Linked DNA regions of Mus musculus: region 2 is linked to region 1. A link is a loop called in an ENCODE intact Hi-C map of the cell type or tissue named here. Cell type or tissue: gastrocnemius. All regions are shown on one strand. Links, peaks and the distances in the headings refer to the core of each region. The heading gives the core; the rest is flanking DNA. Region 1 overlaps Gm32507 (a long non-coding RNA gene). Region 2 holds the start of Gm46040 (a long non-coding RNA gene).

The links. Peaks named below come from ENCODE experiments on the same cell type or tissue, not always from the same donor. Only the 100,000 strongest peaks of a DNase experiment are listed, where the experiment ranks them.
Region 2: it touches region 1 in a loop (5-fold over the local background); 19 of 42 quality-filtered maps call a loop at or near these places.

Annotation. Positions count from the first base shown.
Region 1 is chr8:64,938,702-64,954,577 of GRCm38, reverse strand. Gm32507 (a long non-coding RNA gene) reads right to left here. Exons shown (of 4, transcript XR_379050.2): 3 at 11,980-12,126; 4 at 9,843-10,757. Tmem192 (transmembrane protein 192) reads right to left here and starts at 7,393. Exons shown (of 6, transcript NM_028427.3): 1 at 7,245-7,393. The coding sequence starts at 7,271. In gastrocnemius, for the core only: a CTCF peak has its summit at 9,567 (motif pointing left); no DNase peak of the experiment used is centred there.
Region 2 is chr8:64,771,530-64,787,405 of GRCm38, reverse strand. It overlaps Klhl2 (kelch-like 2, Mayven), which reads left to right. Exons shown (of 15, transcript NM_178633.3): 5 at 7,546-7,708. Gm46040 (a long non-coding RNA gene) reads right to left here and starts at 11,907. Exons shown (of 4, transcript XR_003947556.1): 1 at 11,661-11,907; 2 at 11,313-11,484; 3 at 2,879-2,991. In gastrocnemius, for the core only: a CTCF peak has its summit at 9,378 (motif pointing left); no DNase peak of the experiment used is centred there.

The DNA of each region.
Region 1 (15,876 bases), core at 8,596-11,095:
GGGAGGATGAGGGGCGGATATGATCAACTTATACCCTGCACGCATATGGAGCTCAGGCTGGCCTCACGTTCACTACGGGGCTGAAGCTAGAGCCTTGAATTCCTGATCCTCCTGCCTCTGACCACTGCAACTGTAGGCATGCATCGCCACACTCGGCCTCAAATGCAACTATTAAACTGTCTGGTGTCCTACAGTACTTTGAAAGGAGACTATTAAGAATGTCTGGTGGAGGGAGGTATAGCTCATTGGTCAAGTGCTAACCTAGTATATGAGGGCTCGGGGCCTGTCCCCAGCACCACCTATTTCTCCCAAAAGTGACTTAGACATGCTTTCAACTTAAACAGAAATATTCTAAGTACCAGGAGAAACATAACCCAGTGGAACTATCAGGGAGACATCGGTGTGTAGGAACCAGTTCCCCCCAAGCCATCCAGCTGCCAATCACTAAAGCAGTGAACAGTTGTCAAGCCCTGGGTAGTACTCTTAAAATCCCAGGTGTGTTTAAAGGTGCTGTTTCTGCAGTTAGTTCTCTGCTGCACACAGATGAGGTACATCTCAGGCTCAGACTTACTGGACACTGTTATGTACGGGATCAGTGCCAACTGCCTAGAATCTCAGCAGCCGGGAAACAGGATATAGAACCAGTGCTTACTGAAGCCCGGCCTGGACTATATAGTGAGTTCCAGGCTAGCATGGAAAAGGTATTGAGATCCTTTCTCAAAAATAATAAAGTAGGCAGGAGCTATGGCTCGACAGTTAAGACCACTTTTTGCTTTTTTTAGAGGACTTCAGTTTGGTTCCCAGCACCGACAGGGTGGTTTGCAACTCCAGATCCTGAGTTCCCAGGGATCGGATACTTCTTCAGGCATGTACATGGTACACATACACGCATGCATTCCAAAGATTCATATAGCTAAAGTAAATCTAACACACACACACACACACACACACACACACACACACACAATTTATGTTTTTAAAAGACTAATCAATGAGAGGGATGGTAACAGCTCAATGACAGAGCTCTTGCCTAGCATGTATGAAGCCCTGGGTTCAAACTAGACTTAAATATGGGACTCTAGAGTGTCACTCGGATCTGGGTGCTACTGCTCAATTTTGAGATTCAAGCATCTGCTAATCCACTCCAGTAGTGACTCACATGACAGGCCTGGAAAGCCTGGAAGCAGCCCCAAGGCAAAGAGTTTCATGGAAACTTAGCCTCCTGGAACCTTGGCATTCCCATAGCTAAAATGCCCCCAGATTTGTCCCTGCTATATTGTGGAGGGTCTTGCATGCTTTCTTACAGTATTTTACTGGATAAGAGTTAGAAATCTCAGAGCAAGCTTAGCAATCTTCATTACAGTCAGGTATAGCTGACTACATTGCATATTAGAAAAAAGTTGGTGAATTCTTCTGACAAATGGAGATTTCCTACAGATACTTAAAGAACAGTCAAGTTACTCTCATATGCAAGAATTTACCAAGGCCTAGGAAATAGGTGGGTTGTGATATTGCATTATTCATAATAAGGTCTGCTAGAGCAGAACTCCCTGGTGCAAGCTTTCACAAGGTTCAAAGGAATAGCACAAATTGTGACTAGGGTGTGAAATCCTTACCTGGCCCCTGCCATTAGCTGACTCTAGGCAGGGCTGTCTTATCTTTACTGTAAACATTGCCTAGTTCCTGCCAGTCCTTTGAAGGCATTCCTCTGTTTTGTGTCAGATACTTTAATGTACCTTGCCTGCTGTGATACCCTACTCATTTGTTTTCTGTATTATGTAAAACTGATGCTAACTTTGACAAAATTACATTCAGATACCACACTCCCTTGTGTTCGTATTTGTTTGTCATCCATGCCAACTCCTTGCCTGCCATTGACTGGGCCTAATAGATCCCCCTCAATCTATGGGAATCAGGGGTTAAGGCAGATGGGCATAGAGTCAGCGGGAATTGACAGACAGACACAGACACAAGAGAGTGTGCTGGATCTGAACGTAATGTCCAAACAAACACCAGACTTTTTTATACAGAAGAAAAACAAAAAACCAGGTGAACACATCCGCCAAGTTACAGTGACACAAAACAAAAGGAATACATTCATCAAAAGATGGTGGGAGCCAGGTCCCCTTTACCACTTAAAATGGAGCCAGGTGAATGCTCTGATGCAGTGCTAGCCTAGTGAGGAAACCTGTACCAGGGGAATTCCCTTCCACTAGCTCTTTTATGGACAACCCACCAATTAGCTGGGCCCTTGTGTATTCCCGTGTTTGGGTATGAATCGGCTATTGTCCTAAGTAATTACTAGCTCGGACTAACCCTCAGCTTTCCTACGTGTGTTCTTTGTAATGCCTGATTATTTTCACTGACTCTACTAGAAGTGAATTTGAATGTTACTGAATAGGTAACATTCTTACTGAATTCCAAGCTCAGGGTCGGCTTCAAGGATTTTCTAGGAATCATTCGAACACTGGTGGAGGCTTAGCTACATGTCAAAAAATCAATCCTTAAAGGCACTTATAATAAAACAATACTGAAAGAGAGCACATGGACTCATACACCAGACTAACGTGGGGACAGGGTTTGAGTATACGGGCTATGGGAATGCCAAGTTTCCAGGAGGCAAAGTTTCCTTGAAACTCTTCGCCTCGTGACTGCTTTCAGGCCCTTAGGCCTACCAAGCAGACTGCACTGGAGTGGACATAGCACTTGCCTACCTGTCTGAAACCCTAATTTTCCACGGATTGAGAGAGACTGACTGGGGCCAGTCCGTGGCAAGCACCTAATGCTGCTACTGTGCCCTTTGTACTCAATTGCTTAGAAGTTCCCACTTCGTTTGCCACAGTCTATGGTATAATTCTGGTTAATTTGCTTGTGTTTTGAGGGGAGGTATTGCTAACTTCAAGTCAACTTGCGGTGAGCCTCTTGCCTTTATTTCTGGGTCCTGGGATAATAAGCATCGCCACCAGGCTGGCTTACAATTCTGACTGTTTCTGTTCTCAACACCCTCCACCTTGAGCATTCTCTGCCCAGACAGGGCAAATCCCATCAGGGCACCTTCCTGGACACCCAAGATCTGGAACATGCCACTTCTGTTTCCATAGCACTGTGTGTGTCTCCCTCTCATACTAGGCAATAATGGCCCTTCCCCATTTCCTGTTTCTCCCTTTTGACCAAGGCCCATTTAATCTATCTTTCCTGGTAGACTACGTTAGATTCACTAATTCCTTGTCTGTCACAGGGACTCACTCAGCAGAGACTGATGCATGAGTCTATATATGGTCCATATATATCTTTGCAGGTTTGCACAACTCACTTAGCAGCATCAAACTCGCATCACAAGAAACTAGGAAGCAGGGAGGAGGGATCAACTCTGACCAGAGGTAGTAGGAACTGTGGGTATTGGGATGGCAGGGCCCAAGTTAAACCGAGACAAAAGTCAAGTCCTACTGCTTACTGGCTGTGGGTAAGTTACTCTACTTCTCTATTTCTGTTTCCTCTTTATTTTAAGATTTATTTTTTATTTTATGTGTATGTATTGTATGTAAACCCCATGCATGGAGGTGCTCAATGAGGCCAGAAGAGGGCAGCAGAACCCTAGAGAAAGCTGTGATGCCGGGGATGTGGGTGCTGGGACCTGAATCTGAGTCCTCTGCAAAACCAACAAGCAATGTCTCCAGCTTCAATTTCCTCCTCTGAAAAAACACACTAGTAAAAATCAGACAACTGTGACCAACCTTGGGTAGGAAAATTAAATGAATTACTACACAAAACCCTGCTTAGTACAGCACTTAGTTGACTGAGCAATCAATATGTGTGCCATTATTTTCTTCTCTTTTAATTCTTTTGGTTTTTCGAGACAATATTTTTCTGTGTGGTCCTAGCTGTCCTGAAACTCACTCTGTAGACCAGGTTGGCCTCAAACTCAGAGATCTGCCTGCCTCTGCCTTCAGGAGACACCTGGCTTGAGCCATTATTATATTATTATTAATAATTTTTTTTAGATAACCCTGCTGATCTAGAACTCACTAGGAAGACCAGACTTGCTTTGAACTCACACAGACCCACACCTTTCTGCCTCCCAAGGGCTGGGATTAAATAAGGAGGCCACTAAGTCTGACCTCTATATCAACACTCCCACCCCTGCTTTTGGAGCTAGAGTCTCAAAATGTGGGCCAGACTAGTCTTGAGCACACGATCTTCCCACCTTCTTCTCCTAGGGGCTGGGATATGTTTGTTTATTCTACTAATTGGTTATTTTGTGCCCCTGGGAGCTGAGCCTTAGAGCAGTGCTCTGTCACTGAGATACACACCAGAGGCTATGAACTCTGTTACTCTCCTGGTCGTTACATGATCACTGATCTCTACCATCCTTCCCACTCTGTCTGAACCCAGGTTCTCCCCATTTTCTTGGTCTTCTGCTAGAACCTTTCAGTATCCTGACCTCAGGAGTCTTCCGATGCTCTGAAGAAGTCTACAATACCCCTCAGGTTAACCCTCACAAAACCTGTGAGTACTTCCCCATTACCCTCAGGGCAGAACCCAAATGCTTCACCAGGCTCGCTGCACCCTGGAACTGCTCTCAGGAAACTCCTTCCATCTCTACACCATGCCTACTTGTCTCCCCACCTACAATGCCTATCACAGCAAACGCCACCGTCTCCTTCACTCATTTCTCCACTAGTAAAAGGGCAAGTTTCAGCTCTACAAAGTTCAGCTAGAAGTTTCATTCTCTCTTTGCTATTTCTATGTTCTTCCTTCCTTCCTTCCTTCCTTCCTTCCTTCCTTCCTTCCTCTCTCTCTCTCTCTTTCTTTCTTTTTCCCCAAGACAAGGTGTCTCTGTCACCCTGGCTACTGTAGAACTCACTAAGTAGACCAGGCTAGTCTCCAACTCAGAGATCCACTTGCCTCTAGTTCCTGAGTGCCGAGATTAAAGAGTGAGCCACCACTGCCTGGCTTGAATCATTTTCAATCAATTCATCAATCAACTTTTCTATCTTCTTACAAGTCTCCCCCCACCCCACACCTAGGACCTCATGTGTGTTACACAACTGCTCTAACACTGAACTACATCCCCAGAACCTCAAATCATTCCTTCACTTCCTCTATTTTGGTCTGTAACTCCCTAAGGCCAAGGGTGACCTTGAATTTAAGATTCCCTCCCCTTACTTCCTCAGTGCTGGGACCACAGGTGTGTGCTACCATGCCTGGTTTATGTGGTGCTAAAGACTGAGCTCAGGGTTGTGTGGATGCTAAACGAGCAAGAACTCTACCACGTTCGCCCAACCCATTGCCATGACTTATGATCGAGTGAGTTACTACCAAAGAACTCAGCTATTGTTTTGACCTCAATACTGTCTCTTCATTTTCTTCCCCCAGTAACTGCTTCCTTTGGGGACTTGATGTCTATGCTGTATTAAGCCTTACTGGGACCCAGGTATAGTGGCATGTGCTGTTTATAATCCCAGCATGTAGGAGGCTTCAGGAGGAGGATTACTGTAAGCCAGGGGCTAGCCTGAGTTACCTAGTATGAGCCTGTAAAAAAAAAAACAAAAAAACAAAAAACAAAAATCCATGTGGGAATATCTTTAAATATTTCCCCTCTCCCTCTCTTGGTCTGATGGTAGTCATACAACAAAAGGCCGTTTGTAGACGACAGATCTCAGGTAAGGAAACAGCAGCATATTCAAGTTGGGGTACATTCTGTGAAGGTGTGTCTCTGTGTTTCCAATTGCTAATTCTGGACCAGCAGAGAGCTAAATGCTGGCAGAATCCTGGTCTTGCCATTTCTACAGCCCATTACTGGGTTTCTATTTTGTAAATATTCATTCTCCCCATCTGATCTAGAATCGTATCTGATTGGCTGTAATAAGGAGAGGAGAGACAAGAGCTAGGCAGGAAGTGGAGGGTGGCTTTTCCAGGAGAGAAAGGGATTCTGGGAGAAGAAATCAGAGGTGAGGGATTCAGCCAGCAGACAAGGGGGTAAACAGGACCAGAGCTGAGCAGAGAGGTAGAGGTGGCCATATGGCATGACATAGTGCCAGGATTAGTCTGGTTAGGGCAGCTACAAGACTGCCCTCCATGAGAGGCCTAAGTATTAAGTTTCCAAGTAGTAGTTGCTTTCCCATTTTCTCAGTTGAAAAATAACTAGATTAGTCCTGCTGTTAGAAACATATTTCATCAAGAAAATGTAACTAGCTACATCATCCTAGCATTAAAATGGGTTGAGTCAGGGAAGATAGGCAAATCTGAGGCCAGGTTAGGCTATATAATGAGTACCAGGCCAGCTAGGGCTACATAGCAAGTCTTAAATAAACAAATAAATAAATAAATGACTGCAGGACCCAAACACACAAGAATCTAAGCCCTTACAGTTCTGGAACCTTGCTATTATTAATTATTATTATTATTATCATTATTATTATTATTATTTTGATGTACTTTTATACTAAGACCATGATAATGTTTTTATTAGTTATTAGCTCAGGTCACTGTGCTAAGATAATGTCAGCCTTGCATTTCTCAAGGGCAGGAATTGTATTATGCCACTGGACAAAACAGTTTGTTCTGGAAACAAACGCATGTTTCCTCCCAAAGTGTTTCCCCCGCCCCACACCCAATTTCAAATAAATCAGTGTCTTAATGAGCTTGCAAACTCAAGATTTTTGCAACTGTATTATTCTATAATGGCTACATCATGAACTGGGCAACCGAATACTTTTTTTTTTTAAAGCAACCAAGCACTGTTCCTATCATGCCTACATTCAAAACAGCACATGATAACTGTTATGCGCCAATCTGCGTTTCCGGGAGATGAGAGCTACAAGTCCGCCCGAGGGATGCTGGAGGTTAGAGTCACTCCAAGTTCCGGGTGCTCTCCGACCAACGCAGGAGGGCCCACAGAAGCCGGGTCACCCGGGCTTGCAAGCCCGCCTGTCAGTCTCTCCCAGGAAGGACAGATCAAGCCAGCTCGCATCACGTGAAGCTCCCATTTCCGGAACCAAAGACGCGCACTGCACGTGAGCCGCCGAGTGAAGGGTCCCGCACGCCCACCCTGCCGTGTCCCTCCGATCGTTCAGGAAGACGTTCCCGGGGTCCGCGGTCCCCGCCCGTCGCGTCACCCCGCACCCTGCGTCCCCGATGGTCGAGCCGCTGCGGCTCTGGTTAGCTCCTAGCCCGCAGTCTCCGCCCCCTGAGCCCAGCACAGGAAGCCGAATGGCGGGGACAGGGCTCGGCGCCTCACTCACGTCCTCCAGCCGGCCGGCCGCCGCCATGACCCGCCGTCGCGGGCCGATGCCCCGCCAGCCTGACCTCTCCACCAGCGCCCGGGCGCCGACGGCCCGGGACAGTCGCACCTACTAGGACCTGCGCGCCCCGCCTCGGACACACCCACTCTGCGCTCGCCCCGCCCCGGCCGCCGAAGGCCACGCCCCTCCACCTAGATCAGCCGATCAGCAGCCAGGGGCGTGGCCCCCCCTGCAGACTCCAGCTTTGAGCTGCAGTGTAGCCCAGGCGGTTGTTTTGGGGTTTCCCCTAAACTGTTGCTTCATCCATTTATCAGAGATTTGGAAATTAAAGGATGAATTTCTCGAGCAACCATTTAAACCAAGTAAACTACTTCTCTTTAGAATATTAACTTATTTCTGTTGGCGCAATTTTTGTTTGCAACAATATAGATAGCTCTGTTTGGAAAAAGACGCAGTAAAAATCGCAATTCCACCTGTAGAGGGACTTAATTAGAATAGATTCCAATTTCTATAACACGATTTACAGATGTCTCCACAGGAAATTTCTGTAGTTTTTTTTTTTTTTTAAGGTATTCTGTTTCTGTTTTCCCCTTCCCCATCTCTTCTTTTTCTGTCCTTTGATTATTTTTGGTTTCAGTTTTGTTTTTATGAGACAGGGTTTCTCTACATAGCGCTACGTGTTCCGGAACTCACTATGTAGACCAGACTGAACCCTCGGAGATTCGCCTGTCTTTGTTGCCTAGTGGAATGCTCGGATGAGCCGCCACACTTGACCCAAGATTAAGTCAGTTCTTCCACTATGTGAATCCTGGACTTGACAGCAAAAGCCATTCATTGCCCAGTCCTCATTTTTGTAAAAATTAAAACAAAGTCTCAAGTAGCTCACACTGACCTAGAAATTGATGTGCACTGAAACGGGCCTTCAGTTCCTGATCCACTTGCCTTCACACAGTGAAATCTGGCATCGCTAGTGTGCATCATCGCAACGGATGAGTTGTTTTGTTTTATATACAAAGTATTTTTAAAATGCTTTTATTTTATGCATTTCAGTGTTTTATTTGCATGTGTGGCTATGCACTGTGTGTGTGCCTATTGCCCAGGGAGGCCAGATGAGACACTGGAGTTAGACAGTGGTTCTGGGAATCAAACCCAGGTTTTTTTTGGAAGAGTGGTTAGTGCATTTAAGCACTGAGCCATCTCTGCAGGCCAAGTTTTAAACACACACACACACACACACACACACACACACACACACACACAGAATCCAACTGGGGAAGTGGGTGTGGTGGCACACACCTGTAGTCCCAGGTCTTAGAGGAGACAAGAGAATCGTGATATCAAAGCCAGGCTTTGCTTTATAGTGCGTTAGAGGCAAGCCTGGGTTACACGAGATATCTCATGAAGAATGAAGAGAGATTTGAGGAAGAGTCCTCAAGGTCTGTGGTTGAAGAGGAATTGGAAGGCAAAGATGTCATCAACGCCGAGCAGACTGGGCCCCAAGGACAGTGACTAGACTTGTCCATTGGAAAGAATGCCTGTCCTCGTGTCCTGGAACAGCTAGCTGAATCATGTTGGCTCCTTCCTCTCTACAACCAGCTTCTCCACAGACCCTGGGAAGGAACAGCCCTGAAATCCTCAAAGGACATTTCCTTATGTACTGCACACTTTTAACTGGCCTTTACTCTTTTAAATGAGCATTTACTGGCGTCTGTTAATTATATGTAATAACAGGTTTCATTATGGCATTCTCATACGTGTGTGTATAAGGTATTTTAGTTATATACAGCGCCCGTTGCCTTCTCTTGCCCCCTCCCACTCATTCCCTTTCTTTTCCCAGCTAGTCCCCTTTCTGATTGCAAGGCAGCAATGTGAAATGTGTGTGTGCATGCTTGAGCATGTGCCTGTTTGTGTGTGATGTAATGAGTGTAAGATTACATACTTACAGGATCATGTGTCACTTAACAATCCCTCCCTCTCTCTCACTCTCCTCTCCCTCTCCCCCCTCCCCCTCTTTCCCTCTCCCTCTCCCTCCCTCTCCCCCTCCCCTCTTTCCCTCTCCCTCTCCCTCTACCCCTCCCCCTCCCCCTCCCCCCTCTCCCTCCTTGATTAATTCTTTATTAAGAATATAGAAAGTCAGGCCATTGAGTGGCTTAGCAGGTAAAGGTGCTTACTCTGAAAGCCTGACCTGATGACTTTCGTTCAATCCCCTAAACCCATGAAAAGTAGCAGGAAAGTGTTAGAGAGATGACTCCGCAGTTAAGAACACTGGCTGAGTTCAATTCCTATCGACCACAAGGTGTCTCAAAACCATCTATAATGGGATCTGATGCCCTCTTCTGGAGTGTCTGAAGACAGCAACAGTCTACTCACATGCATAAAATAAATAAGTAAATCTTTTTTTTTTTTTAAGTAGCAGGAAAGAACCAACTCCACAGTGTTTTCCCCGACCTCCATTTATTACACCACACCACGGATACCCCACCCCACAGAGGAATAATAAACAAAACAAAAAATCTAAACATACTTTAAAAATAAGTAAAGTTGGATTCAGATCTAGTTTAGCTGTGTTGGACTTTTTTTTTTTCTTTTGTGTTTTGAGGCAGAGTCTTATGTAGCCTAGGCTGGCCTCCAATTCCTTCTGTGGCTACAGATGACCTTGAACTTGTGATCCTGTCCTGCATGACAGGTAAGAAACACAGGATGCTGAAGAATGGGTTAGCAAGCAGCCAGAGAAGTAAAATGAGAGCCGTGGTAAGGAACAGAACAAACAGGGCCTGTGTGTGCAGGTCGCTGAGAGGACGTGAAATAGGCCAGGAAGGCTGAGGACATCAGATTGGCAACCACCCTCTGATTGTCTGTGTATTTCCTGTCTGTCCTTCTGTCCGTCCTTCCTTCCTTCTTGCCACCTTTCCCTTTCCCTGTCTTGTCATCTCTTCTTAGGTTTTTCTTCTTTTTCAGCACAGACTGGCACGGAGCTCCGGCTGGCCTTGAACTTGTTGTGTAGTTGACAGGATGACCTTGAATTCCTGATATTTTTTGTTTCTGTTGCCCAAACACTGGGATTACAGCTCATCACATAATTCACTCTTACTTATATTCACTATTGTTACTGTGTGTGTGCACACTCACAGGCATGTGAATGTGTGCCTGTGTGCATGCTACACCGTGCATGGAGGGCACGGCTATTCCTCTTCTCCCACCGTGGGTTCCAGGGTTCAGACTCAGGTCATCAGCTGGCATGGCTCGAGCTTTGACTGGCTTGGCTATTGTGCCAGCCATGTCTTACAGTTTTAAGAACACCTTTTATTCTGAGCACATTTTCCTGTCTGTCTGCAGTCCATCCAAGGCTAACCAGTGCTGAGCAGAGAGCCTTAGAATAACCAAGCTCAACTTAAATTCGACTTCCAGCACTTTCCTTGTCTGTAAAGTGGACAGACGGACATTTATAAAGGCAGAGTAAGTGGTAGAAGCTTGCCTCACGAGCTGGAGGAAGAGTAGCTTCAATCTCCAACACTGAAAAAGAAATATCTTCCTTTGCATGAGACTGCTATGTTTGAGGACCTCATGAAATTCTGGCTTCCTTCCTGTCCCGTCCCCTCCCCTCCCCATCTCTCCACTGCTCTATATTATAAATTGCTGGGGTGGAGGGGCCAGGTGCACACAGTGCTCTTTGTGGGCCTCCAGCACTGCACTAAGTGCAATTAAGTATCTAATAAATGCCTTTTGATTAATTTCAGCATCATCCTAAGCAAGTGAAAATCACTCTGCCCAATCTCCCTGATTAGATGTTTCCCCTGGAAGAAGTTCAGATGGCATCGATGCTAAATTCAGCACCGGTGAATTTTAGCAAATGGCCTTATGAGGCTTCGGTTCATCTCTCCTCAGAGATGGGATGATCACCCTCACACCTGCCTCCCAGCCCCACCTCTATGCTTTTGGACATATTTATCTCTACACCTGGAATATGAGACCCTGCCTTTTGATCAGTGTATCATATACTTTTCTTGTTTTGGAGACAGAGTATCAGGAAGACTTAAGGAAGGAAGGTTTATTTTGCCTCATAGCTCATCTACATAGTCCATCCCGACAGGATCCTCACACAGCGGGAGCTCCAGGCAATCGCTCATCTCAAGAGGCAGGAAGCATGGGTGGGGGTGGAGGGTGAGGCTGGTGCTCACAGGGGATGTGGGGTGCAGCTGGTGCTCAGTTCCCAGGGGGTGGAGGATGTAGCTGGCGCTCAGCTCTTAGGGGAGGGATCTGGTGCTCAACTCTCAGACGATGAGAGTGCTCACCTTTAGAGGTGGTGCTGGGGGCTCAGTTCCAGGATCCCAGCCCATGGAATGGTGCTGCCCATATTTAGGGTGAGGGGAGTCTTCCTATTTCATCCTAATCTAAAAGTGCCCTCTACACCTCCCCAGAGGTTTGTTTCCATGGTGATCGTAAAGCCCATCAAATTGACACTCAAGACTAATCACCACAATCCTAGAGTTATGTAACCTAGAGCCAAAGGGGCTGAGAAGCTGAGGGCTCATGGGTGAGACTGCTGAGCGCCTGTGGCTTATCACTGCCCCCGCCCCACAGCAGACGGGCAGCAGATCGCTCAGGAGTAACCCTCATTTCTCTTTGTTCACCTGCCATTGCTCTTCTGCAAGAATCCAGTCTCTGCCGGGTGTTTGCTGATTCTGCAGATTTCCTGAAGGGCTGGGGAGGGGGGGGGGGAGTGCAGGGTCCTCACCTGTTTCCGCTGTGCCGCCACTGCCCTGCTTCTCTCCTCCGGATTTCTCTAATTGGCGAAAACCCCAAAGGAACATTTCTCCTTGTTTCCTGCATCCGTGTATAGCTCACATTTTGTTGTCTGCGCAGTTTCTCGACGCTGTAGCCCCTTCCCCAAATAGTTTATCAAAATATATTTGTTGTTTTACTTTTGTTGACACAGGGTCTCATGTAGGCCAGGTTGGACTCCAACTAAGTATGTGGCCAAGGATAGCATTGGCCTTCTGATCCTCCTGCCTCCACCTCACCAGTAAGTACTGGGACTGTAGGTGTGTGTCACCAACCCCCTCAGGCCCGCCCCACAAGTATTTCTTCCCTACAAAAGAAGAACTCTTTTCTTATCATATATTAATTGTATATAATAACGCTGCATTATGACATTTTTATGCACTAATGTACTGTGCTCTACCATACCCTCCCGTTAGCTCCCCCCCAACTTCTTATGTTCCCTTACTGTCCCCTCAACTTTTACTTTCATGGATGTGTGTGTGTGTGTGTGTGTACATGCCTGTGTGTATACGTTTCTGTTCTCTTTCCTCTTGTATTTAAAAAAAAAAAACATTATTTTTTATTTATTATGGTGGACGGGAGGGGTGAGGTGGAAGGGTCACGAGAGTATTACAGTGCACACGTGGAGATGAGAGGACAACCTCTAGAGTCCGTTATTTCCCTCCACTATTTGGGTTGCCAGATGGAACTCAGGCCATCTGCTCGGGACTAACTCCCAGGCTCTGTGAAGATACAATTTCTCCACCTCTTTACATCGCTCTCTACTGAGCGCTGCATCCCTACACCACACCAGTAGCTGCTTCCTAGATTCAAGCAATGGAGTCAGGGCAGGTCGTGATTTACACTGTGTGTTTTGGGGCACTGTGAATGATGTGGGAGATTAGAGGAGGTGACTGGCAACGTCGTAGACTTTAGTGGTGCAGTTCCTATGATCACCACTGAGTGGCGCTGTTCCCATGTTAGTCCGACAAAGATAACGCTGCTGTAGGCTATCAAATTTTCAGTTTCTGGCTAAGCCCTTACAATGATGGTCCTGATTCCTTTTAGTGGTATAGTTGAGAGGCTTTAAAAGTGACTTCTAAGAAAGCAAAGTGAGCTAGACTTTGAAAAGAACTTAGTGCCGCACTTGGTGATAGGACACTAATAGAGCCAAACGTCTAAAGACAGAATTCAATTAATTTTTCATCTTTTTGCTGGCGTGGAACTCACTATGCAGAGCAAGCTGGCCTCAAATTCGGATGATCCTTCTGCCAAGTGCTGGAATTGCAGCCTCACTACCATGCCCAAAGTTGTAATTTTAAAATGTAAGAGTTCCATGTGACAGAGTAATATATACTTAGAAACTGAGGCAGCTAGCGGCCAGTCGGGGTAATACAGTGAGATGGGCATCACGCTCCTTACATAAGGAGGAGACCCCTACTACCGGTGCCAATATCACCATGTTTAGGTCACCAAGGCCAGACTTTTGAGCCCCGCATTAGCAGTCACTGTAAGTCTTACAGTGAGGGGACAGACACAAGAAGCCAGGGTGAACAACCAAAATTAAGGAATATTTCAAACCTGTGGCTTTGAAAAACTACAGTGTAGATGACTTTGCTTTCCCTTTAATAAGACCAGGAAAAGAGAATTGATATTCATGGCATACATGCTAATATCAAGCGTTGATACAGTAATGGATATTACACTCAGCGAACAATGAAGGTTACTCCTGGGGGCTTCCTATGCAGAGAGATCTGCTCCCTGTCTGTGGCCAGAGCTCCAGCAAAATGTAAGCTCACGTGAGAACAACGTCCTAGGCTTTCCACCGCCTACGTGAAGGTGTGGTTTGACTGAGAATGCCCCATAGGCTCATATGTTTGATATCTAGACCAGCAGTTGGTGGAACTGTTAGGGAAGGATGGGGGTGTGGCCTTGTTGGAGGGGGTGTGTCACTGGGGCTGGCTTTGAGGTTTCGGAAGACTAGCACCATTCCCAGTGTGCTCTCTCTGTGCTTCCTGTTTGTGGATCTGGATGTGAGCTCTCAGGTTTCTCTCTCTCTCTCTCTCTCTCTCTCTCTCTCTCTCTCTCTCTCTCTCTCTGTGTGTGTGTGTGTGTGTGTGTGCGTGTGTGTAGGTCAGAGTACAACTTCCGCTACTATCATCAGAAACACTGTCCACCTCCCTTGACACAAGATCTGCCATTGCTTATGTATGCGAGTGGTTTTCTTCTCCAGGCACACTGTGTCCACAGAGACACCAGAAGAGATGCTTGAATCCCCGGGAACTGGAAACATGGCTGTTTGTGTACAACTATATAGATGTTGAGAACTAAACCCCAGCCTTCTGGAAAGCACGCTTAACCACTGATCTATCTCTCCAGCTATCTCTACTTTGCTTGTTTGAGACGGAAGCTCACTCTCCCAAGCTGGAAAAAAAACCTTTTTGTATGATGCACGCTTGCCTCTAACTTGTGTGGCTCCTCCGTCTGCAGCCTCCTAAGTGTTGGAATTACAGGTGTATACCATCAAACCAGGCAAAACAGAGCGAGCGAGCGAGCGAGCGAGAGAGAGAGAGAGAGAGAGAGAGAGAGAGAGAAATTCTCCCTACAGAGCCCTGGCTGTCCTGGAACTCACTGTACACACTGACCTTGAACCCACGGAGAGTTGCCTGCTGCCGCCTGAGCTCTGGGACTTTGGGCAAGCACCACTACACCCAGACACTTGCCATTTTATTGTATGCAGTGTACTTTGAACACAGGAAAGTGGGTGTTTCTGATGGAAGAAAAAGTTTTCATCTGAAATTTACTTTTTAAGACTTTTTAAATTTATGTGTATGTATACATGTGTATACATGCCTATGCCTTGTGTGTGCACAGGTGCCCACAGGGCAAAAGAGAGCATTTAGATGCCCTGGATCTGGAGTTATAGGCAGCTGTAAATTGCTCACTATGGACTGGGAGCTAAACTTGGCCCCTATGGAAGAGAAGAGGACATTCTCTTAGGCTCAGCAGAGCCTTCTTCTCAGCCCTTTCTGAAATTATTTTAAAATTGCAAGATTGAGACAACAGAATAAGGTTGCTACGTTGCCGAAGAGATGATTTTGCACATGCATTCTTTTTAAATTGTCTTCAATATTGCCTTTATAAAGAAATCTTAGATGACATTTTTATTAGATTTATTCATTTTATGTGTGAGTTGTTTGCCTGCACATGTGTGTGTGTTTGTGTGTGTGTGTATGTATATATATGTATATGCATGCACCATGTGTGTGCTTGGTACTCATGGATGTCAGAAAGGGCATTAGCTACCCTGGAGCTGGAGTCATCAGTAGTTGAATCACCCTGTGGGTACTGGGAATCAAACCCAGATCCTCTGAAAGTGCAGCAAGTACCCTGAACCTCTGACCAACTCCCAGCTCTACATAATTGACAATTTTAAGGCATGAATGGAAAGCAACAGAAAACAGGTTCACTTAAGGCTTTAAGTATTAGCCTCCCCCACCCCCATCTTTCTTCTCTTTTCTTTTTCTTTTTTTTTCTTTCTTTCTTTCCTTTTTTTTTTTCAGAAAAAAACAAAACAAAACAAAACAAAACAGGGTTTCTCTGTGTAGCCCTGGCTGTCCTGGCATTCACTCTGTAGACCAGACTGGCTTCGAACTCAGATATCTGCCTGCCTCTGCCTCCCAAGTGCTGGGATTAAAGGCGTGTGTCACCACTGCCTGGCCCATGGCAATCTTTCAACTGGATATACTCAAATAATTGCAAATTTTAGGGAGTTGCACAGTCTGCTCTAGGGGAAGAGATGCAGTGATTTTATATGTGAGCATCCCTACATAATAAACATGGAGGTATAGTATTGACGAACAGCCTCAAG
Region 2 (15,876 bases), core at 8,036-10,535, 170 kb after region 1:
TCTTAGTTTAAAGTGTGCAGCTGGGGAAAGTGGCAGAGGGATGCTTATTGTTTGCTTGGTCTTCCTTGTCTAGCCTTCTACTTGTCTTTGCTAATCAGTGCTCCCCTGCCCTCCACGTTCTTTATACATTATGGAATGTTTCTCCTGAAGTATATAGGCAACTATAGCCTTTAATTTGTCTTGCTGCGTTTGAAATTATCATATCTAAGTGAAAAAAAAAAGTTATTTCTCAAACGATAGCATTTTAAGTTAGGCTTATTTAATTAGCTACCATGATCTTTTACTTCATCTTTCTCCAAGCACGCTGCTGATTGCAAGAGCACCAGAGAGAAAGAGGATCCTCTACAGAACCCTGCAAGTGGTGTTCTGAGTAAAAGAGCCTCCCACAAGCCCATTAGGAGGTGTGGCCTTGTGGAAGGTGGAGCTTTGTTGGAGGAGGTGTGTGATTCAATGGTGGACTCAAGCCTTCCTGATGCCTGCCTGTCCCTACATAGAACTCTCAGCTCCTTCTCCAGCACTTTGTCTGCCAGCATGCTGCCATGTTTCTCACCATGATAATTGGCTAAGCCTCTGAAACTGTAAGCCCATCCCAGTGAAATGTTTTCTTTTACAAGAGTTGCAGTGGTCCTGGTGTCCCTTTATAGAAACAGAAATGCTAACTAAGACACTGCCCTGTGGTGGAAGGCCAAAGAGGGCAGTCTGATGAGGGTGTGGTCAAAGTTTGGGGGGGGGGGAGTGCACTTCATCGGGGCTCCCAGCACTCACTGCTTGTTTGCTAGAGTTCTCAAGGTAGAGAAAGGCGTTCTTTCACTTGCTTCCCTGCCTTTTGAAAAAGTAATATGTGACCATTCGAATGCATAGCTATTAGAACAGGAAGAAAGCTTTACAAATAAATAGAAAAGTTTTAAACTGCCACTAACTGGAGATAGTCTTCAAAAATAGTTGTGGTAATTCCTTCTTGAGCCATCTTTGTGTTTACACACACACACACACACACACAGAGAGAGAGAGAGAGAGAGAGAGAGAGAGAGAGAGAGAGAGAGAGAGAGGGAAAAGGCAGGACCTAGAGAAATAGCTCTGTGGCTAAGCATTTGCTGCTTTTCCAGAGGACACAAGTTCAATTCCCAGTCCTGGTGTAATGTGGCTAACACCCTCTTCTGGTCTCCACACACCTGCATTTACATTTGCATACCCTGTATACCCACACATAGGCATGCACATACACATAATTAAAAAGAACAAAATTCCAGGCCTATTGGCTCACTCGGGCAGTTAAGCCAATATGAGATCAATGGCTGTTAGTTCAAGGCCAACATTATCTAAATCGTGAGCTCCAGGCAACCAGGGCTACACAGTAAAACCCTGTCTCAAAAAAAACAAAAAACAAAAAACAAAAAAAAACCAGGATACCATATTGTATATTCTGCTTAGAAATTAGTTTATTGTGGTATGTTGGGTAGGAGTGTGGCAGAGGCTCATGGTAGGGTGCTCTGTGGTATCTTCATGAAGGAAGTCAATGAGTTTCAGAGCTAGTCATTATGGTGATGGCTGAAGTAAGAGGTCAGGCTGAAAGGATTTTGAAATAGGACCAAAGCAATGTCACATGCAAATATATTCCCCCAAGTAGTGAGTGTAGTTCTGTTTAAGAAGCATTCCAAATTGTATCTGTTTTAAAACACAGTGACAAATTGATTTCCATTCCGGTGGATTGACTTCTGGGCTACCTGGGCATTCATTCATCTAGGAGCCGAGAGTCCAGCATGGATGAACCTGATTTGACCTTACCGCTCCTTAGGGAGAGAGACAGCCAACACAGGGATCAATGCATAAGAATAATTTGGTTCATGTTGTATAAATGGTCTTTGTAACTGTGAAGGACTGAGCTGGCAGTGACAGTGCCAGGGCTCAAGTGGAGGTACTCAGTACTGACAGAACGAAGCAGAAGGAGAAGCTGTAGGAAGGGCCGGTCTTTGCTCATTCCACACACCCAAGAGGGATGTCTCTGCTTGGAGAGCATGGCCTTCCTCTGGATACACACCCCATGAGATGTAGTCACTCTCTCTGTCCTGTCACTCAGATCTGTGGGAAGTCATCGTTGCTCTCTTTGATGTTGCAGAGTATACCAAGGATCTTAGGATGCTTTCAGGTTATTTTTCTCAGTCTCAGGGCTAATACCACCAAAGTGGGAGTAAATGGAAAATTTCTGTTAGATAACCGAGAGATGTCTGGGAGGTTATTGTATCATTGTAATTCCACTTTCGTATGAGGTACGACAGGCTGGCGATCTGGCTCAGTAGAGCATTTCCTAGCATGGGTGAGGTTTTCCATTTAATCCCACTTCTCCCTCCTCAACCAAACCAAACCAAACCAAACCAAACTGAAACAACAACAACAAAAAAACAAACCATTGTTCCATTGAGTCGTAATTCTAGGACAGTGGTTCTCAACCTGTGGGTCATGACCTCTTTGAGGGTCAAATATCAGCTCTCATGCTTATCAGATACTTACATTATGATTTATAACAGTAGCAAAGTTATAGTTATGAAGTAGCAACAAAATACTTTTATGGTTGGGGGTCAGCATAACATGAGGAACTGTATTAGAGGGTTGCAGTCTTAGGAAAGCTGAGAAAGTTAAGAACAAATTTTAGAAACATTCATCTATTTGTTGGATCTTTTAGTAAGTTTTGTCCATTTTCTTAAGATAGTGTCTCACAGTGTAGCTCTGGCTGGCCTGGAAATCAGAGATCTGCCAGTTACCTCTACCAGTTACCCATTGTTGGGATTAGAGGTATCTGAACCGTGCCTGGCCATAACTAGATATTTTTATCTGAGATTGCTTCTTAGGTATTGAAGGTGCCACACACTTGGGATCTTACCTCTCGGGACAGAAGGAGGACAAGCTTGAGGCTGCTATGGTGTAGAGAGATCCTGCATCAAACGATAAGGAAAGAAACCGCCCTTTTCACTTCTGGGTGCTTCCTTCCTTTTCCTGACACAGAAGAAGATAAGCCCCAGAGTTATGACAGCCCATGTGCCCTTTTATTGACATGGAAAATCACACTGAATACTGAAAACACGAGACAGGAAATTTTGTCTCAGAAATTAGCCTTTTCCAAAATACATGCCATTTCAGGATTCTGCCATGTTCAGAATTATGAATCCTAATAAATTTTTAAATTTCTTTCTCTACCATGGCTTAATCTTGCTTAAATGGACTTATCTAAGAGTGCTTATATAATTCAAATAAATAGAAGTAACCTTTAGATGCACCCCTGTTAGTTTATATGTTTAATATAATAGCTTGTTGATTCTTTGAGAACTTCATACAGTGTATCTTGACCATATTTCCTATATTGTGCCTAACTACCTCGTAGATCCATCCCCACTTCCTAGGCCCTCCCAACTTTGTATCCAGTTTTTTAATTCAGTAAACCATTGAGCTGCATTGGTCCACAACATTGTTTTAAGTTTCAAGGATTTTGTGCACGCATGTGTTCGAGTGTGCATGTGTGTGGACATGGCATGTGCACGTGCCTACATGAGTGTCCACAGAGGCCAGAAAAGTGTTGGGTCCCTGGAACCATAGTGGGCTACCCACTGAATTCCAGTCATCTAGAGAAGAGCAAGCATTTGTAGCCACTGAGCCTTCTCTCCAGTCCCTGATTTACAGTGAACCATGAGCACAGAATGTCTATGCTATCTGAAGTAGTTACCCCATTTTGGTTAATACTATTCACATGTCAGGCTTGTCTTATTTCCATGTCATATGTATGGCCTTAGGTGAGTTACATGGCTTCTCCAAGGCTCTGGATTAACTTCTACATAATCAGGATAATTAGGTGTTCTTGGCCGCCAGCTCTCTGCTTGTCCTGGTACTCCATTAAATACGGAAGCTACTCTGAGAATTGATTTTATTGAGTGGTTGTGTTTAGCACTGTGATGGAAAGGATAGCGTGGGATATTTAGAAGTCACCTAGAGATGGGATTGAAAGTCTTGGAGTTGTAAACTGTAGTCTATCTCCAGCTTCCCATGGCATGACCATATGACTTAGACATCATCTATAACCCCTCTTGAGTTTGAATTCTTTGTGAGGTAGATTGCAACCTAAGGTACATGGCCCCAGGGTCTCTGTGAACTGAGTGGCTCTGGTAATGGGGTGTGGTTCGTTTGATATCTTTTATTTTGTTTTGTTTTAACCAGCTGTTTAATCGATTCAAAGGTAGGTTTTGATGTGGCCATAGCTACTTTTACTGTTGATATCATGAGTGACTGGTGGTCACTAGATGTCATGTTGACAAGCTAGGATAATAATTTTTTTGTTTGTTTTGAGGCTGTGCATAATTAATTACATAATTATGAGTTCTTTCAGTTTGGTCATTGTAAAGTTACATCACAAAACCAAGTAAGGATTTACTAGCAAGATAAAAATAGTAATACATATTTTATACAGTTGACACACATGTTCAACATGTTTTTCAAGCCTATTAAAAACAATGAACTTATTGTTCAATCCATTAAAAAAAATCTAGTAGTCTATTCTCAAAAGAACCTTTCTACCTTTGCTTTTAAATACTTGTGTAGACTTACACATTTATTATTTTAATAAATTTTTAATCTTTTAATGGGCTAGCTCTGTACTTCTTAATGAATTACATTAAAACCAGTAAAGTAGATAAATGGGGCTGGAGAGAGGGCGCAGCAGTTGTGAAAGGTTTGTTGTGTGTTCATGCATATGGGAGGACAGATTCTAATACCCACGGAATCAAGCCAACATCTGTAACTCTGACCCGAAGGACGGTGGCAGAGAGAGGCGTGTAGAGACTTGATAGCTTCTAGACTAACCAAGAAAGTGAGAGTCTCAGATTTAGGAAGAGACCCTGACCCAAAGTAACAGGAGAATACCTGTACCCTCTTGAGGCCACTGTGCACATTGTCACGCGCGTGCGCACACACACACACACACACACACACACTCTTCTAAATTTTTTTAAAGCCTGCATTGCTTTCTTGGATATATATAGTTTATTTTGTGCAAGGTGTTCCACTGAGGGATGGTAACAGTTATTAGTTACTTAATCAGTGCCCTGTGATTCAGGTCCACCTCCAACTTCCACTTTTGCCCATAGTCACACTGAGGTGGGCCTCTGTTACAGAGGAGCCTGTGAACTTGGTAGCAAGTCAGGGGACTCAGTTGCTGAGTCAGAGGATATGTGCCCTGGCAGTTTTGGCTGAAATAAACAAACTGTTCTTCGAATCCATTTCCCAGGTCTGTACCCCCACTGGTGTGTAAGCAAGCTGGTTTCTTTCTTCTCAGCCGCTTTTTCCTCTCATCTGCTGTTATCAGTACTGTGGAACCTACAGAAAAACACCGTGTCATTGCTGGGGAAAAGCCGATTAGATGGGTGATCGTTACAGTTTATTTGTATAAATTCCAAAGAATGAATATTACACCGAAGACCACTTCCTAAACTACGTATGTTTGCTAAATTAAATAGCTGTGTTGTTAAGTGCCTTGGAAGGTATTTTACATTGCTTCAGAGCACAATTAGAGCAAGCATAGAAAATCTTTTCAATGTGAACGTGATCAACCAATTAAAGCCTTCCACGGAGAGTTATTCCCTTAATGCAGCGAAGTACACTCTGCACGCTATGCAAAAGGTTTGGCTGTAACCACCTCATTCATCTGTGTTCTTCACATGTTGGTTTTCTTCTGTTATCTTTAGATGTTCTTCCTGTGTGTCAGGGAGAATGGTAGTTAATAGCGTGGGGCTCAGTCACAATTAAATGCCTTCGACTTTAGTTTTGATAGTTGCTACTGCTCATGTATAGCATCTGTGTACACGTGCATGCACACACAGCCTCAATCAGTGTACATGTGCATGCACACACAGCCTCAATCTGTGTACACCTGCATATACACACAGCCTCAATCTGTGTACACGTGCATATACACACAGCCTCAATCAGTGTACACGTGCATATACACACAGCCTCAGTCAGTGTACACGTGCATATACACACAGCCTCAGTCAGTGTACACGTGCATATACACACAGCCTCAATCAGTGTACACGTGCATATACACACAGCCTCAGTCAGTGTACACGTGCATATACACACAGCCTCAATCAGTGTACACGTGCATATACACACAGCCTCAGTCAGTGTCCATGTGCATGCACACACAGCTTCAGCATCCTGGAGTGGGATCCTCCATGCTTCATGTCGGAAAGCGGGGTAGCTTGTGATCCCTGCCCCCCCAAAGAAACCTGTTCTTTTTCTCCACATTCGTCTTATTACCTAGACATGGAAAGTCACTAGAGATATCCTAAGTTGTTTTTGTCTTGGTCTGCAGTGTAAGGCATATTAGAGTAATACTGGTTTTTGTTTCCCCACACATTCTACACTGAGCTGCATCCCAGTCTTTCCAAAGCCCCTCAAGGAATTTAGAAGGTTGTTTTTCATGCTAATGGACTCTCGTCTAAAAATGTTTATTCTAGTAGTTGACTTGGGGGACAGGGGAGGTGGCCTTCATAAGAACAGCGGGAATTTCATGACTTTTTAAATAAATTTTTTTCTCCTTAGTTTGACTTTCAAATGTGGTGTTTAAAATGGCAACAGCATCCTAATTCATTTGCAGAGAAAATTGTTTGCACTTTTCACCTATTTGAAATGTCCAGAAATGATGGTGGTTGTACTATAACCTTTATATTTAACTTGTGATTAATATTAAATTGCTTGGAGTTACTTAAACACAAATACACATTTAAACATTATCAGGCAGTTACCTGTTAAGTATTACTTCTTAGCATACATATTACATTCTAGAGAAATTGTCTGCTTGGAGCTTGAGACTTAGGCTGACTTTGAGATTGTTTGATGCGTATCCACTCGCCTCTTCTGTCTCCCAGGCAAAGTAGGTTGTTCCATTAGTCAAGCCGTAGAACTTTGAGCCTTCTATGAAATGTAGTTTCCTTGTGTTATGTATCTGGGCCCATCCCTTTGCCAGTCCTGGAAGTCAGTGACGCCGTACACTAAGGAAACAAAGCTGTTGTTGTTGTTGTTGTTTTGTTGTTGTTGTTGTTGTCGAACCATAGCACCCCCTAGCATTGTAATAATCTGTGTTTTAAAAATTACAAGAGGGCTGGAGAGATGGCTGACCATGTAAAGGTGGACGAGAGAAGTGACCAACATACAACGGCTGTGGCACACACGATCCTAACACATATCACACACTACCAAGTAAAAACTTAAAAAATTCAAGCGAAGGTTTTATGTTACACAACAAACCATTAAGAGAATCCAGTGTGATGTCCGTACGTGACCAGGGAGACCTGTGAGAGATTCTGTGGAAACGATGGAGAGTGGGAAGACTCATCACCATTTTTGCAATAATTAATTTCATTTGTTTGTGTGGAATATGTGGCTGTAGATTCGAGCTGTCGTCTGTGGCTGGACCTACCGCGCGTGCGCGTGCATAGAGGTGACAAAGGGAAGGGCAGCAGCCCACCGATGCCTAAGTGTTTCACTTGTGTGTTGCAGGTCCTCCTCCCAGCAGCTGGCCTGCTACAGTTACAGGATGTGAAGAAGACATGCTGTGAATTTTTAGAATCCCAGCTTCACCCTGTCAACTGCTTAGGAATCCGGGCTTTTGCTGATATGCATGCATGCACAGACCTCCTGAATAAGGCCAACACGTATGCAGGCAAGTGTAACAGATCGTGGTGGGCTTTGAGACTGTGGGGAGTCAAGCCCCTGAGATCTCTGTGGCTCCATGGTGGACTGTGGAACGTCACGTCGGTCTTCTGGGTCTGGGTGTTTTACAATTATGTTTAAGATTTCAGGATGATAGAACTGCAAAACTGAAACGTAGTCTTAAAATTCTGAATTGAATCGCAGCTATAGGGGTGTGGTAGAATGCTTGCTTGCTTAGTAGGTGTGGAAGCTAGGCTTTGATTCTCTAGTATCACATAAACCCCCACACTTGAGGGGCTGGGGAGGGAGGATCACACGTTTAAGGCCATCTTGTATGTACAGTTCAAGGCCAGCTTGGCATACTTGAGACCTAGTCTCAAAAAATAAAATAACGTACAAGTTATTGGGGCTGAATGATAAAATAGTTTCTTTATATAAATATTGGATCCCTAAGTATTCTTTGCAATGCATAGGTGTTTGAGAGAATGTACGCATGTATAATTATTTTGCCTTTTTGATGTTTTATACCTTTTCCACTGTATCCATGGAAACAATTTTATGGCCTAAAAATCTTCAAAGTAATGAGATCTTGATGTGTGGGGATAGACTGGAAAGGTGGGACCCAATTATGGGCTCTCTGTTTGCAGATGTGGGTGCCGTGACTGCCTTTACTATCAGCAGAGGGATACCCGTGACTGCTGTGCGGTCTGCTCACACCAACCACCTGCATCTAGAGGACAGAGCTAAGGGTCACAGAGGGAGCTTGTGTTCTTTGAGTTTATACACATTTGGAAATGCATGTTAAAGTGATCATCAGGAAGCGCCATAGCGTTTTAGACCAGGTTTCTGGAAACACGGTACCTACAGAAACAGAAACGGTAATTCACTCTGCTCCATAGGAGGTGCCCCCACAGCTTCCGCACACTCGTCCCTCTTTGTTTGAGACTGAGTCTGCCCTCAAACCGCAGCCATTCTCCTGCTCCAGCTTCCAGAGTGCTGGGCTTACAAGTGTTTGGCACCACTTCTAGGTGGCAAGTGCCTTTCATTGATTTTATGTTTTGATGTGTGGTGTCTTGCCTGCACATACATCTATGTACCGCACGTGTGCAGTGTGCAGGGCCAGTGAAGGCCGGCAGAAGACATCAGATGCCCCGGAACTGGAGTCACAGTGGGTTGTGAGCTGCAGCGTGTGTGCCAGGAATCGAATCTGAGTCCTGGAAGAACAGCAAGTGCTTCTTACCCACTGATGATCCACCTCTCCAGCCCCGCCCCTCCCCTCGTTCTCCCAGTACTGGGAATTGAACCCAAGACCTTGTGCTATTCACACAAGGTGACTCCCTAAGCCACACCCCGTTATTTTCACTTGTCCTTAGGCAGTCTCACCGAGTTGGATAGGGATGTCTGTGCTCATGTAGTTCCAAGCTGGGGTGTCCTGCGTAGGATGCTTCTGCTTAAATGGCACAGCAGCTGAGGTTGCAGGCATAACCTTTGCGCATGTGCTTGGTCACCTCTGCTTTACTGGCATCCCTCAGTTTAGTGCAGCCCAGACCCGACCTTGAGCTTCTGATCCCCACCCCTGAGCGCTAGGATTTCAGCTGAGAGCCGCCATACCCTGCTCTACCACTACTTTCCAAAGTAGGGCTGATAGAGTCAAGCCATGTGGGGACACCTGCTGGCCTAACTGCCCATTATAAAACCAGAGTTCCAGGAAGCTGATTCGGGGATGAGCTTTTAAAACTCACGCATAAGTAAATAGAGGATGATCCCTCACAGACCGATGGCCAGAAAACCTTTTCCCAAATGCGCTGCTTTGAATTCACCAATGTGTTCCTCGCACCAGCACTGTTGTTCTCCAGCCAAATAGAAAATACGCCTTAGAAATGCACTCTCCATTAGCTAGATGTGGTGTGTATGTTTTAAGTGATTTACATTAGGACTGCTGGGGTAGGGTTTATTGTTTTTTTTTTTAAATGTGTATAAAGCGATTATTATTTACCATGTCTCCCCTGAGTTGCTTCTTGTTGACACTGCACTTGATAAATGTTGGTTCTTAATGTGGAGGAGGGGAGCGTAGGGGGAGTAAAGCAAAATGAATGTAAGAGATGAAAAATAGAGTGGAGACAGGGCCTGCGCTGCATCAGAGCAGCCGTGCCTGCTCCAAGGGGGAAGACCAGCACACCGCTTAGCTGTGCTCTCAGGAGGCTTGGGGATTCTAGTACGTTTTTCTCTTATTGAAAGTCGTAGATTTCTTTTGTCATACTACAGAATCTGAAAAAAATATTCTCTCAGACCTGAAACATCTATGTCTTTACTCTGTAGAGTCCTTCACAATTGGATAGATTTTTTTTATTTTTTATTTTTTAATAGAAAAAAAATGACATTTTCTGTAAAAGCACCCAGAAGCATGGATTCTTCATTTTTACCATGCTATGTTTTAATTCAGAGTCTCATCTCAAATATTATGTGGCTTTTATGTTTGCTTCTGAAGTTTATATTTGCTTGAGTATTTTAGGCTTATAGGTAACATGTTTTAAAACATCTTTTACTATGAAAAGATAAAAATTAAAAAAAAATAGAACAGTGCTTATAATCCAGTCAGAAATGCTCTCAATTTGTAGAGAATCTTTCAGCTGTAATCTTTTCTCCTCAAACACACCCCTGCTTTTTAAAGATTTATTTATTTTATGTATATGAGCACACCATTGCACTCTTCAGACACCCCAGAAGAGGGCATCAGATTCCATTACAGATGGTTGTGAGCCACCACGTGGTTGCTGGGAATTGAACTCAGGACCTCTGGAAGAGCAGTCAGTGCTCTTAACTGCTGAGCCATCTCTCCAGCCCACCCTTTCCTCCCCTTTTATGCAAACTCTATAAAGAGGTATACACATAGAAAAGTCAGGTTGTTTTGAAATAGTTATCATAGTTTATCCTTAACTACATAGGGAGTGCAAAGCCAGCCTTAACTCCATAAAAGATCCTGTCTCAAATAACAAGGAAAAGAATGGTGAGATGGCTCAGTGGGTAAGGGCACTTACCACCATGGCTGATGGAATCTAAGCCCCAAGTGATAGAAATAGAGAACTGACTTCCCCAAGCTGTCCTCTGGTGTCCATGTGTGTTCTCAGTACCCCATACAATCAATCAATCAATCAATCAATCAATCAAATATTTTTAAAAGAGGTCATGGTAAAATCAAATAATTGATATAACTGATAAGGATTAATCATAATACTAAAATGTTTAAGTGAAGAATTTACCATGATCTTCGCCTACGGACTTACTAGGCTTGTGCTGGCTAGAGGCAGTCTTTTCATGTGTTTTAGGTGATATGTATATTTTAAACATTTTCCAACGCAACTAGATCTTTGTCTTAAAACTGCCTTTGAAAGCAAGCCATAGATACATAGAAGCTGGAAATGCAGCTTCTCGGCTTAAATGCATTTTAATAATTTTAGTGAAAAAGATATTTTGGAAATTGGATTTTAATTATAAAATGAAATATGGACTTTTTAAAGCCTTCGATGCCGGTAGTTGAATTTCATGATTTCACGCAAAAACAAGGGGGAGAAAGTTTTGGAGTCCTCATCCCATCTGTACCCCACCTGACTCACCAGTCTGCAGATGAGCGAGGTACTTGGCTCCCCTTGTAACTGAACTGAAATGGAAAGCATCACTGCATGATTGGGGCTGCAGCTGTCGCCGTTCCCGGGTTGGTGAACCCTCTGCCTTGCAGTGTTGTCTGGGAGTGCTCCTCAGCCCCCGAGCCAGGGCTCACCCTGGAGACTGGAGAGACACAAGAGGAAATTATGTCTTCTTTAGTAAGGGCAAGCTCTTCCACATGCATACACTAAAGAAGATTGCATATGCATGTTGTGTATAGTGCAGTATATATATCTAAAATGTATTATATACTAATGGTGTAATCTATATAGTTGGAAAGTATTCACTATGGCCATTACCTTATTGGCTCAGAGAGAAGAAAAAAAAGCAACTTCATTATTAGATGCCCATAGGCTTGATTCAGTGGCCAGTGGTAAACTACTCCTGGCAGAGTAACTGCTGATGTCACAGTAAAGCTGTATTGTGACTGGATAACATGTGAGTGAAAGGCTCTGAAGTGATGGGTAATAGCTTATGTTGGTAACAGAGTTACGAATGAGGGCCAAAAAACCAGAGCAACAATGACAAAAAACCCAGAGCTTTACGAAAACATAGTACTTTAAGAAGTAATGTATTAAGAGAGGCCCCTTGGTCTTGCAAACTTTATATGCCTCAGTACAGGGGAACACCAGGGCCAAGAAATGGGAGTGGGTGGGTAGGGGGTTGGGGGGAGGGTTTGGGGACTTTTGGGATAGCACTGGAAATGTAAATGAAGAAAATACCTAATTAAAAAAAAAAGAAAAAAAGAAGTAATGTATTATTTTTTAAAAGTATATGTAGGTACATGTCTGCACGTGGGTGTGTACACATAGTTGCAGGTGCCTCCGGAGGCCAGGAGCGCAGAGGTTTTGGATCCCCAGGAGCTGAGATTATAGACAGTTGGGAACCACCTGAAAGGGGTGCTGGAAACCAAACCTGGGTCCCCTGGAAGGGCAGCAAGTGTTCTTAACCATTGAGCTATCTCTTCAGCTCTAAAACAAGCAAGGTTTGAATGAAGCAAGGTTGTGCGTATGAGCAGAAGAGCTCAAACCCTGAAACGACCTTTGGGTTTCTGTCCTGAGTTTGTGGGGGCTGCTTGAGTGTGCACGGTTCTTGTTATTATGCAGTGGCTGCCAGTTTTCCCTCTTCCCTAGAGAGAAATGTGAAGAATGTCTTCCCTTTGTGACAGACACTGACCTTATGGTAGTCACATTAATCCAGTCGCGTTTGGCCCTTGATAGTGTGTTCAGTAAGAGTCAGTAATTTACTGATGCGTTCAATAGGTACAGCATTCTGTTCTGCCCATCTGATCAGAGCCATCGTTTTAGATCAGTTCTTCATCGCTGTGACAAGACCCTGGGGAAGCTTTAAAGGAAGGCTTCGTTTGGGCTCAGATTCAGAGGGTTCAAGCCCACTGTCACCAGGCACATATGTGGTGGGGTAGGACATGGGGGCAGAAGGGCCTGGGAGAGGAAAGCTGCTGTCTTTATTTTAGACAGAGAGTCGCAGTGCAAGGGCCTCGGGACAAGATGACACCCTTTGGGGGCTGGAGAGACGTCTCAGTGTTGAGTACTGTCCTTCCAGAGAACCCAGATTTAATTTCCAGAATGCCCATGGTGCTTTACACCCGTCGTTACCTCTCTCTTCTGTCTTTCCTGGGCACCAGGAATACATGTGCACAGACATACATGTAGGCAAAACAGTCAACCCCTCCCCGTGACCTCCTTCCTCCAGCCAAACCCTGCCTCCCAAGGGTACTTTGCACTAATACAGATAATCCACTTATGACATTAGCGCTGCTATGGTCTATTCTCCTCTCAACAGCATCCTCAGAAGCAGAAGCTTTATCACAGGAGCTTTCAAGAACAAGTTTAGATAGAAACCGTAACAATTGTATCATCCAAGTTTCATGTTCCAAGAAAGGCTGGTAATTGAGGCCGAACATAGCAATGAAGACCTCCGACGTATTATTGGACAAGGAGATCCCCAAAATTGGGAGTCCTTAGACCAAGGAAAGAACATTTGGGAAAATGGAGTGCTCTCTGTGAACTTTTGACAAGGGTCATAAGAGTTGCATTAATCTCGTTCTGTTGCACACGCAGACAGAAGTAGTCTTGCTGTTATGAGAGTCAGAAATATAGAATACCAAGAATTAATGGTTGAGGGCGGAGAAGTCACTCAGCAGTTAAGAATGCTTGCTGTGCCCTTCCAAAGGACCAGAGTTCGATTCCTAGCACCCCTGTGGCTCAGCTCACAACTGCTTGTGGGTCTAGCTCCAGGTATCTCACTGCCTCTTCCGACCCCTGAAGGCATCAGCACACACTTGAGTATATTCGCAAAATATGTTTGGCTGAGTATGGTAGCGCACACTTTTAATCCCATTGTTTTGAAAGAAGAGGCAGGTAGATTTCTGTGAGTTTGAGGCCAGCCTGGTCTACAATGAGAATTCTTTAGGCAAGCCAGGGCTAGTTTTTATATCATTGAAGAGGAGGGAGCCTCGATTGAGAAAATGCCTCCATAAGATCAGGCTGTAGGTAAGCCTGTAGGGCATTTTCTTAGTAACTGATTGGAGAAACCCAGCCCATTGTAGGTTGTACCATTTTTAGGCTCGTGGTCCTGGGTTTTATTAGAAAGCTGTCTGATCAAGCCATGTTGAACAAACCAATAAGCAACACCCCTCCATGGCCTCTGAATTAGCTCCTGCCTCCAGGTTTTTTGCTGTTTGAGTTCCTGACCTGACTGCCTTAGATGAACTATGAAATAGAACTATAAACAAACTGCACTCTTTTCTCTCCAAAGTTGCATTTGGTCATGGTGCTTAACCACAGCAATAGTAATCCTAACTAAGACACCGTGTGTGAGTGTGTGTGTGTGTGTGTGTGTGTGTGTGTGTGTGTGTGTTGGGGGGGGGGGGCGAGGGGCTAATTTGAAGGAACTTTGAGTAGTAAGCATTCCTGTCTTACCTTTTGTTTACAGCCTAACAGTGACTTATTATGAAAAACTTGGAGATTTCATATGTGTTAATGCAACTTGTTTCTGATGGCTTTTTAAAAAATTCCTTGTACTAGTCAATATTATATTGCTGAGCACTGCTGAGGAAAAAAATATCAAGAATCAATAAGATTTGTAAATTCAAGCTAGGAGTTGGAGAGAAGGTGGGATGGGAGAGACGTGCAGGGTCACTCATATATCTGCAGGATGAGGAAGTTCTAGGATGTGTTTTACGTCAATGTGAGCTTGTGATATTACTGATCAGTACCTTAGAAGATAGTTAAAGTGGGACATTAATCACAATTAATTGTGTGGGGAAGTGACCTACCTGCTAAAGCCCTTGCTGGGCAAACGTGACAACTTGAGTGGAGCCCTGGGACACATGTAAATTCTGTAGACAGAACTGACTCCATAAAGTTGTGTACTCAGTGGCACACACACACACACACACACACAGTGATAATAATTTCTTTTAAAAGAGAAAGAAAAGAATAGTCAACTAATTTAGACTTGGCATCAGTGGAACCATCAAGAAATGAACACAGGATATTGAACAGCTGTCTGTGGTTTGATTTCCATTTCTCTGCTGATGAGTTACACTATTGTCTTTTCATAATGTTCTTGGGCATTTGTGTATGGTCTTTGGAGACATGTCTATTAACCCTTTTTCTTTAATGGTGTTATATGATGTTTAGGTTGTTGTTCTAGATACAAACTCATTGCATATGTGATTTGCACATACTATTTCCGGTTACTTACAAGATTTTATTAGTTACTTTTATATCATGCATATTATCATATACATTTTTCTCTTCTGTATATATGACATGTGTAACATTGTATAGCTAGCATGTTATATATACTGAGCTATGCCTTGTATTCTCTTATTTAGTTGTATTTCCTAAGGCTGTTTTTATATTGTGAGCTACCCTGTTAGCATGTATAGAATATTCCATTGCATGGCTCCAATGCTTACTGGTGAACTTTTAAATAATTGAAATCAGTGTTCCTCATATGTTCAAGTCTCCAGATTTGAGCCCAGTGCTGCCATCTTCTGCATACACTGCCAGTGTGGCAGTGAATAACTTGGAGTATGTCATTTCCCAAGTGGTCAAGTATGTGGGAGATTTGAGAGCTGCTCTCTGTACTCTCTAACCTGTAGTGTGATACACACACACACACACACACACATATACTCACACACATGAACTCTTATCATATACACTCACACACTCAAATACACATACAATCATGTTAACATACTTGAACATACTCACATATACTCACAACATACACACTTACACACAGGCTCACAGTGGAGGTTTGTAAGCCACTTTGGGCTCCATGGTTTTGTGGATTGAAGCTGGAGAGGTTCAGTCATATCATTTTCATTTTATTCGTAGTAGTTGTGATATGAGACCGCTTCGAGTCTTGAGCTAAGCACCAGACAAATCATTTGGATCAAGAACACGTAAAGTAACAGACGGCCAGTTACTTTCCTGCCTTGCTATCGTTTCTATCAGATGTGTTTTTAGATTGTGGCAT